2 separate regions of the Homo sapiens genome follow, and region 1 is linked to region 2. Evidence: read pairs that join two places in POLR2A ChIA-PET (ENCODE). Cell type or tissue: CD4-positive, alpha-beta T cell. All regions are shown on one strand.

Evidence for each region. ChIA-PET counts read pairs that join two places held together with the same protein. Peaks named below come from ENCODE experiments on the same cell type or tissue, not always from the same donor. Only the 100,000 strongest peaks of a DNase experiment are listed, where the experiment ranks them.
Region 1: POLR2A ChIA-PET joins it to region 2 with 5 read pairs; 3 of 35 experiments call an interaction of 5 or more read pairs at or near these places.

What each region holds. Positions count from the first base shown.
Region 1 is chr11:118,181,600-118,186,599 of GRCh38, reverse strand. No RefSeq gene overlaps it. Among named protein-coding and RNA genes, the nearest start is that of SCN2B, 7.5 kb to the right of the region's middle. In CD4-positive, alpha-beta T cell, no CTCF peak of the experiment used is centred here; a DNase peak (open chromatin) is centred at 2,769; H3K27me3 peaks cover 295 bases.
Region 2 is chr11:118,506,830-118,511,829 of GRCh38, reverse strand. It overlaps KMT2A (lysine methyltransferase 2A), which reads right to left. Exons shown (of 36, transcript NM_001197104.2): 28 at 4,221-4,301; 29 at 2,630-2,694; 30 at 1,712-1,882. Among named protein-coding and RNA genes, the nearest start is that of TTC36, 18 kb to the left of the region's middle. In CD4-positive, alpha-beta T cell, no CTCF peak of the experiment used is centred here; no DNase peak of the experiment used is centred here.

The sequences.
Region 1 (5,000 bases), 330 kb after region 2:
TCCCTACAAACCTTCTTATCCACAGGCATGGAGCCAAGGTTGAGGGTGGAAGTCCACAGTTGTCAAACACGAATTTCGCCTAAAGCCGAAGCAGCCCTACAGGGGACTGGGAAAGAGACCGGCTTCTCTCTCAGCCCTTCTGCTAGAGGTGGTTTGTCCATTACACCCAGGAACATGAAGGGAAATTGTGTAGGGAATGGGCTTCAAGATCAAATAGTCCTGGTTCAAATCCTGGCTGCCTCTTCCTCTTCAATATTGCAAAGTGTGTTTAAATCCTTTGAGGCTGTTTTCCTTATATGTAAAATGGAGACTCACAGAAGTTTGTTAGTTTGTTTGTTTTGCAAGGACTGAATGAGGTAGTATAGGGGATAGTGCCTGGCCTGAGCCCTCCCTTTCCTTCAAATGTGTTTTTCCAGGTAGATGTATCTTCTTAACGTCACTCAGAAATGAAGAACCCACTCAGAAATAGGTTATTTTATCTTCTATTTAATGCTAGTCAATCTTTGCTATTCAATCTTAATAACACAATTAACAATAGGGATGGACAATATCTTCTGGTGATTCAGTCCCCATCTCTTAATTTTGATTTCTACGGACAAAAAGCGCTTTACCAAAATCCGTAAATCCCTCTTCCTATCCGAAGAAAGACTGAGTTAGGAAGCTGAGCTTAGGCCAAGGCTTTGTATAGCTCTGAGGAGACAGATTTTGAAGGACTGGAAAGCTACTGAAGATCCCTGTAGTAGAGCCTTTGGAAAGCAGTTTTGTTACCTGAATTTGCAGTATTTTAGATCCCTGGAACATCAGATGCTCTCATATTTTAAGGTTTGCAGAAGTACACAGGCCTTTGCCAACAGAAAGCAGCCCCAAGGCTGGAGGGAGCGGAGCTACTCATGAATAATGGAGAACCTAGCAGCTTCAGAATTTGGCTATCGCAACTGAAAACAGTTCTGCTTGTCCACTGGGGATCGGTAGAAGATGAGCTGAGTCTCCTTCAAAAGGCTGCAGCCTTTTGTCGGCCAGGCGTGGTGGCTCACGCCTGTAATCCCAGCATTTTGGGAGGCCAAGTTGGGCGGATCACCTGAGGTTGGGAGTTTGAGACCAGCCTGACCAACATGGAGAAACCCTGTCTCTACTAAAAATACAAAATTAGCTGGGTGTGGTGGCGCATGCCTGTAATCCCAGCTACTCAGGAGGCTGAGGCAGAAGAATTGCTTTAACTCGGAAGGTGGAGGTTGCGGTGAGCCGAGATTGCGCCATTGCACTCCAGTCTGGGCAACAAGAGCGAAACTCAGTCACACACACACACACACACAAAAGGCTGCAGCCTTCTACCAGCCCTTTAGTTGTCTCTTCCTGGTTGCCCCCAACCAGTGTCCTTTTCTCCCTTTTGACTAGTCGGTATGCTCACCTGTCTGTTGGTAATTGGCCATTTTCCTTCATAAAACACTAGCTCTGTTTGTGTGTGGTTGGAGGGAGCCACTGAGTTAGCTCAGTTATTTAGAGCTGCAGAGCCCTAGGTTGCAGTTATCCTCTTAATTCAGCATAAACAAAGTTTCCCAGGACCACTGACCTTCTGTCCTGGCCAGCTAGTTTGCAGATGTGGTCTAGGGAGGTCAGGCAATCCGTGACCACTTCTGTAAAACCCAACTACCAGAACATCTCTTCTTCAAAAAATAAGGGAACTTAAAGTTTTCTCAGAAAGCTGAGAACTTTCTCATTTCGTAGATGGTGCAAGCCATAGTGATTTACCTGTCTGAGATCTTTCAAAGCTGTGTGAACTCTGTCTTGTATGTTCATGGCCTTCTGTGTGCTGGTGCCATCTTGTCTGCCCATCTATACTTCATTAAAAAAAAATAGTTTTAGGCCAGGTGCGGTGGCTCATGCCTGTAATCCCAGCACTTTGGGAAGTCCAGGCTGGTGGATCACCTGAGGTCAGGAGTTCGAGACCAGCCTGGCCAACATGGAGAAACCCCCCCATCTCTACTAAAAATACAACAAATTAGCCGGGCATGGTGGTGAGCCTCTGTAATCCCAGCTACTCGGGAGGCTGAGGCAGGAGAGTTGCTTGAACCTGGGAGGCAGAGGTTGCAGTGAGCCAAGGTCATGCCATTGCACTCCAGCCTGGGCAACAAGAGCGAAACTCCATCTCAAAAAAAAAAAAAAGTTTTAATGTTTTTTTTTTATTTCAATAGTTTTTGTAGAACCGGTGGTTTTTGGTTACATGGATAAGTTCTTTAGTGGTGATTTCTGAGATTTTAGGGCACCCATCACCTGAGCAGTGTACACTGTACTCAATATGTAGTCTTTTATCCTCAGCCTCCTCACAGCCTCCCTCCAGAGTGCCCAAAGTCCATTACATCACTCTTACACCTTTGAGTTCTCATAGCTTAGCTCACACTTATAAGTGAGAGCATACCATATTTGGTTTTCCATTCCTGAGTTACTTCACTTAGAATAACGGCCTCCAGCTCCATCCAAGTTGCTGCAAAAGACATTACTTCATCCCTTTCTATGGCCAAGTAGTATTCCATGGTGTGTATATACACCACATTTTCTTTATCCACTCATTGGTGGATGGGCACTTCTGTTGGTTCCATATCTTTGCAGTTGTGAATTGTGCTACTATAAACATGCACGTGCATGTGTCTTTTCCATATAATGACTTCCTTTCCTTTGGGTAGATACCCAGTAGTGGGATTGCTGGATTGAATGGTAGTTCTACTTTTAGTTCTCTTTTTTTTTTGAGATGGAGTTTCACTCTTGTCACCCAGACTGAAGTGCAGCGGCGTGATCTTGACTCACTGTAACCTCTGCCTCCCAGGTTCAAGCAATTCTCCTGCCTCACCCTCCTGAGTAGCTGGGATTACAGGTGCCTGCCACCACGCTCGGCTAATTTTTTGTATTTTTAGTAGAAACGGGATTTTGCCATGTTGGGCAGGCTGGTCTTGAACTCTTGACCCCAGGTGATCCGCATGCCTCGGCCTCCCAAAATGCTGGGATTACAGGTGTGAGCCACCACACCCGGCCTACTTTTAGTTCTTTAAGGAATCTCCACACTGTTTTCTATAGTGGTTGTACTAATTTACATTCCCATCAGCAGTGTAAAAGTGTTCCCTTTTCACTGCATCCACACCAATATCTACTGTTTTTTAAGTATTTAATTATGGCCATTCTTGCGGGAGTAAGATGGTATCTCATTGTGGTTTTAATTTGCATTTCCCTGGTGATTAGTGATGTTGCATGCCTCATTTTTTTTTCACAACAGGAACCCTCTGCTCCATGCATTGTTGTCTTTCCTGCTATTGGTGTACTCTTGCCTGGGATGACACTTTCCTTTCCTTCTTGCCTCCCCACATCAACATTCCTTCAATGCCCTGCTTTAGATCACCCGCCTGGGTGATCTCCTGCTTCTCACCTCTTCCTAGATGTCTCTGCACTTGATCTACTTTTGTCTTTCCTTGTCTTCTAATTGTTTCATGGGTGTGATACTTTATTTTCTCTTAGAGATCTCAAACTCTTAGAAATTCTGCTTTAGGCCAGGCACGGTGGCACATGCCTGTAATCCCAACACTTTGGGAGGCCGAGGCGGGTGGATCACTTGAGGTCAGGAGATTGAGAACAGCCTGGCCAACATGGTGAAACCCTGTCTCCACTAAAAATACAAAAATTAGCCAGGTGTGGTGGCACAGAGCTATAGTCTCAGCTACCCTGGAGGCTGAGGCACAAGAATCGCTTGAGCCTGGGAGGTGAAGGTTGCAGTGAACCCTGATCTTGCCACTGCACCCCAGCCTGGGCGAAGTTTGAGGACAAAAAAAAAATCTGCTTTAGGTCTTTTCTGTGACCCTTGTAGCATTTGACCCCAAGGGGGACAATCCCTTGTCGAGTAAAATTCCTAGGGAGTGGAGGGGAACAGCATGCACAGATTGCGGCTGGACCTGGCTCCCATTCCCAATTCTACCACATCTTGACTGGGGAAGTCAGGCTGATGGAATTTCTGCCCCTTCTCCAGATGCAAAGTAGATATTCACTCATTTTCATCTGCTCAAGGACCAGTAGAGGCCCAGTGCATGCTCAGAAGAATAAGACGCAATCTCAGTACTTAAAGAACTACAGTCTAGCTGGGGAGGTCAGATGGGTAAGTAACCAATAAAAATACTCGTTGACTCCTGTTAGTTCAATATAAGGTGTCCCTGGGTTCCTATGTCTCCAGTAGATGGGACTGCACTCACCGTGCTGTATTGTGAGTGTATGCATTTATCTCCCTCTCTAGAATGTGAGCTCTCCAAGGGTGAGCTGTATCTCATTCATTTCTTGGTCTCTAGCTCCTAGCTGACTGTCTAGCACATAGGGGCTGTTCCATAGATATTTGAGTTTGTTCTATGAGAGATCTGATTGATAAATGAGTGAATGTACCCAGGGTCACAGGAGCAGAGAGAAGAGGTATTTAGAGCAGAAGTAGGTGACTTTGGAGCACATTTTTGAAGAAAGACCATGAGCTTGATGAGCAGGCAAGAGACAAAGGGCATTCCTACAGGGAAAACGGCGAAGGCAAAGACAGAGATGTGAAGCTGCATGCGGGGTTAGAGAAACCTTGCCTGGTAAGGAAGGGCTTCAGAAGCGTGTGGGGCAGAGAAGAGAGGCATCCCTACCTCGCAGCTCATGAACAGACTGCTATGTGCTCTGCAGATCACCAGAGGCCAGCATTTCATCCGAGGTTTGTTCCTGCTTCCTACTCCCCTCTCCCTGAACCCCCAAACCTGGCTTCTAATGGCCCCTTGCTCAGGGTATGCAAACCTTTTGATATTGGCTGAAGGCAGTGCTTCTCAAGCTTTAATATGCTCAAGAATCACCTGGAGATCTTGTTAAAAATGCAGATTCGGGCCAGGCATAGTGGCTCACACCTGTAATCCCAGCACTTTGGGAGGCCGAGGCGGGTGGATCACAAGGTCAGGAGATCGAGACCATCCTGGTAACATGGTGAAACCCCGTCTCTACTAAAA
Region 2 (5,000 bases):
CAGTGTTTTGTTATTTTTCTTAGAGTTTAAGTCAGTTCATTACATGTGAAAGGAGCCGAAAAGGTACACTCCCCAGCAGGGCTTCTTTCTGTTGGAGGACACAGAAGCACTAAGGAAAGTCAGACCTTCTGAAATGAACTCTGAATCCCCAACGCATTCACATCCCTTGATGGAAGTCTGGGTCTCACACCTGAATGTTTGGTATTTTTATGTTCCCTGTACCCCTAATCAAAACAGCACTAGTAATAATGATTTAAGCAGGACTGTGGGAAGATCATAACCTCTCTGTTCCTTAAAGTTAAGAGGCAGAACTAGAAAATCCTTACAGTTCCTTCCAGCTCTAACCCAAGATTCTGTGATCTTTTCCTGTCTGCTAGGCATTTCCACATGGATTTCTTACATCACTCCACATCAATGTCTTCTGTGGAACCCCCATACTCCTTACTTATCTCCTTTGTTCTCCATGCATTATCTTTTGTTTTAGTCACCCAGGCCTGAATCTTTAGGGTCATCTTTGACTCTCCCCTCTCCATATTCCACCAAGTGTACTCATTCTTCTTTCCTTTCCTTTCTTTTCCCACCGAATGTGGGCTTTATTACCAGACATCTCTACTCTAGCAATACTCTCATTAGTAAACTCTCGTCTTTGAGCATCTCCAGTTCATGCTCAATCTGTCTCATATAGAGAGCTTATCACATTATGTTTCCTGAAATTCTGCTTCTATTCACTCCCTCAAGTTTTCAAAGTCCTCAAGGTTTGGCACTGAAAGCCCTCTAAAACCTGTGCCCTATCCACCTTCCCAATTTTCTCTTTCACTATTACCTCACATGGATTTCAATGCCATCTCACCTGACACTACTCTAAACCCACCAAATGCAGTCCTGCCTTTCTAACTTTGCTTACCTCCCTTCTTCTTCCTAGAGAGCCCTGCATTCTTCTTTGCCTAACCCAAATTCCATTTTCTCCTTTAATAGAATCTTCTATTTATCTTCATGGGTTTTTGATAACCCTAACTCACCCATGGTGACCTTTCTCTTCTTTGAACTCTTCTAGTACTTACAGCCTAGAGAACATTTACTAGTCCTTCAAAGGTGGATGAACACTTAGATGCTTGCGATACAAAGATGAATAAGAAAATAAAATTCCAGCCCTTATGGAGAGCTCGCTGTTGAGTGAGTGATAAAAGTAAACAAACACGGACAAAACAAAATGTAAGCTATGAGAGAAGAACATGTAAGATTCAAAAGGAGGGAGAGGGAGGGCTTAGCTACCTCAGAAGGTCAGGGAAGACCGTCTGAGCTGGATCTTGAAGGGTGAGCTGGAGCTCACCAGGTGATTGAGGGCAGGGAGAGAACTCCAGGCAGAGGAGAAAGCACGTGTGAAGGCACACAAGGGAGAGAGAAGGGCACAGAAGGCGCATGAGGGAATGGCAAAAAACAAGGCTGGAGGGGGAAGCAGAGTTCTCAGGGGCTCCGCTAAGGTGTGTGCAATGTTGAAAACATAATCTGTATCATTAACTTTTCATGTAAAATATGGCTATTTCTCCAATAAGACAAACTTCTCAAGGACAAGGAAAATGTATGATGCCTCCAGGTATCCCCCTACCATCTAGCATAAAACAGCCACCTAAATGGTGCTAATACTCAGAAAATGAAGCTCTAGCTGAAACAGGGCTTCTGCTGATGGGTCAACCTGATTTAATCCACTCACCTTCAATACTTTCTGCACAGATCTGAAAGCCATCATCACTGGAAATTTCAAAAACAAGTCCTTTCTTGGGTTTTTTCTCAGTAATGCTTTCCTTCCGCTTTTGTTCTTGCTGAAGCCAAAGCATCAGTGGGGAGCTGAAATTACTTTCCTCTTCTTCCACTGTTTTAGGTTCTAATAGGGAGAAAATAGATAGTGGTTGCAGTAACAAATGCTCACTGAGCACTGACTACATGTAGAGTACTTTACATAAATGATCTCTAAGCCTAACAACATTCCACAGTTGGTTTATTATTCCCATTTATAGATAACAAACCCAAGACTCAAAGAGCTTGCCTAGGTCATTGCTAGAAAGTGGTGACTAAAACCAGATTTTTTTTTACATGAAGTTATGCTCTCTGTGGTAGAATTTCTAGTATGACGATCTGATAGTTTTTCAATAAGCAACTGTCCTCAATAGAGTTATACCCAGAACTCTCTAATCTTGAAGTGACCATTTGTTTCCTAATCAAATTCATTAGAACTGATGGAAAATGCCATGGAGATGTATCTGGTATTGTAACCAAAATCTGACTATCTAATAAAAATGGTTCTTAGTTTTCTTTAGTAACAACTAAAAAGTGAAGTCAGGTTATTACTAGCTATTTAAGCCTCAGTGCTGGTAAAACCAGTACAGCAGAAGAGTATGGGTATGGTCTTGAGTCCTTAGCTGACAGGTGATCACACAATATGTACTGGAAGAACACTGCACCGAGAGACAGGTGCGCCAAGTTTCAGTCCAATGTGGGCCAAATCACTTAACTTCTTTGGAGCTTAGATTTTTTTTTTTAAATGTAGAAAATAAGTAGGTAAAGTGGGTGATTCTCATAATCCTTTTAGCATTGATATTCTCTGATTCTAACCTTTTACCCACCCACATACCTGCACTTTCTTGTTCATTTGCTGGATTTTGGGTCACCTGAACTTCCGGAAGAACAGCGACTTGCCTAAATAAAAACCAAATGTAAGATATAATATCAGCTAGTTCTTCAATTCAAAGAAAAAACCCAGAATTTTCTATACAGCTGTGGTATACAAAATAACTGCTAGAAAATGAGCCACAGGGGGCTTTCTGTAGAACTTGTTGAATGAATACAACCACCACACCACTGTATGGTACATAACATAAAACTCTTTTGTGAGATTCTTTACCAAATACTGACATTAAGTTTCTGTTTTTAAAGTTGTAAATTGCGCCCTTGAAATTCTTCTCATACTCAGTATTAGAAAAAAATGAAAGGACACTTGTCAGAAGCAATTCTAAAGTTACTTAAATAAGTAAGCTGGCTTAACTAAAACTAAAAAATAAGCTGCATGAGCTTATAAACCACAATCAATTTTCACCTTTTTTTTTTTTTTTTTGAGATAGGTTCTCACTTTGCTGTCCAGGCTGGAGTGCAGTGGCAATCACGGCTTGCTGCATCCTCCAACTCCCAGGCTCAAGCAATCCTCCCGCCTTAGCTTGGACTGTGGATGTGCACCACCATGCCTGGTTAACTTTTAATTTTTGTAGAGAGAGGGTCTCCCTATGTTGCCAAGGTTGGTTTCAAACTCCTGGGCTCAAGCAATCCTCCTGCCTCAGCCTCCCAAAGTGTTGGGATTACAGGCATGAGCCACTGTGTCCAGCCCCAGTTTTCACTTTTTTAAACTAAATAAATTCTGGAAACAATCCAAATGTATATCAATAGAGGACTCATTAAAATATTGTAGATCCACACAATAGAATTGGCGGCAGCGATTTAAAAAGTGAAGCACACCTACATATATTGGCACAGAAAGATGTACATAAGTGAAAAACCAAATACAGAACAGTATGTACAGTATTATTCCTTTTATGTAAAAAAGTGTATACATATTCATATATATACCACGTTATATCTTTATATGCAGAGAGATGTCTGCATAGATAAAAACAAATTATTAGCAATGACCACCTCTAGGGAGTAGATTGGGCGGGGGTGAGGGGGACAAATAGGAAACTATTATCCATTATTTAAATAATTCTTGTTATATTTTTTGTTTACTTGTTTACAAGCCTGTACTATTCTCATTTAAAAAACTTTGGCAAGAAAACAAAAATCAATGTGAATCAGGAAGAACTATTTTTTACCTTTTTTTTGGAAACGGAGTCTTGCTCTATCGCCCAGGCTGGAGTGCAGTGGCGCGATCTCAGCTCACTGCAAGCTCCGCCTCCTGGGTTCACGCCCTTCTCCTGCCTCAGCCTCCTGAGTGGCTGGGACTACAGGCGCCCGCCATCACGCCCGGCTAATTCTTTTTGTATTTTTAGTAGAGACGGGGTTTCACCATGTTAGCCAGGATGGTCTCGATCTAACCTCGTGATCCACCTGCCTCGGCCTCCCAGACTACTAGGATTACAGGCGTGAGCCACTGCGCCCGGCCTGGAAGAACTATTTTTTAAATGAGGTGGACAAAACTGAGAGCTTAGTCTTAAAAGACGAATTCTTCAGCTTACCCTGCAGGTTGCCCACACTCCTTCTGGGAGGACTGCTCCACGCTAGCTGTATCCTGCTGCTCAGCCTCTGCTCCTGGAGTCCTGGAACACAGGCATTTGTATCTTTTCAAGACAAACCACCAGTAAATATGTACTGAATGTGGAGGTGAGTCGAAAGAAATGGCTCTATCAGGATCTGATAAAGTCTATAAGCCAGCAAAACTGACCTAAGGTCATAAAGGTTAGAATAATGGTTACTTTGAGGGGGCACTGACCTTATAAGAGAAGACACCCTTGTGGGTTGCTAGAAATGTTCTGTATCTTGATCCGAGTGGTGGCTACATAGGTGCACTCCACCTAGGCTGGAGTGCAGTGACATGACCATGGATCATTTAGCCTCTAACTCTTGGGCTCAAGCAATCCTCCCACCTCAGCCTCCTGAATAGCTGGGGCTACAGGTGTGCAACACCACACCCAGCTGTTTTAAAAAATTTTTTGTAGAGACAGGGTCTTACTATGTTGCACAGACTGATCTTGAACTCCTGAGCTCCAGCAATCCTTCTGCCTCAGCCTTCCAAAGTGCTGGGATTACAGACATGAGCCACTGTGCTTGGCTTTCAATGATAAAGTTTTAAAAAAAGGACTCTGTGGATCTACAAGAGGGAGCTTTGCCCTCAAGATAAGAATAATCATTCTAGTATAAGCCTCAGTAAAAAAGAAACAGGAACAAACAGCAACACTGTTTGAAATCAGAGCAAAAAGTGATTAGATGTGGTTCTATTCAAGAGACAAACTGCCCAT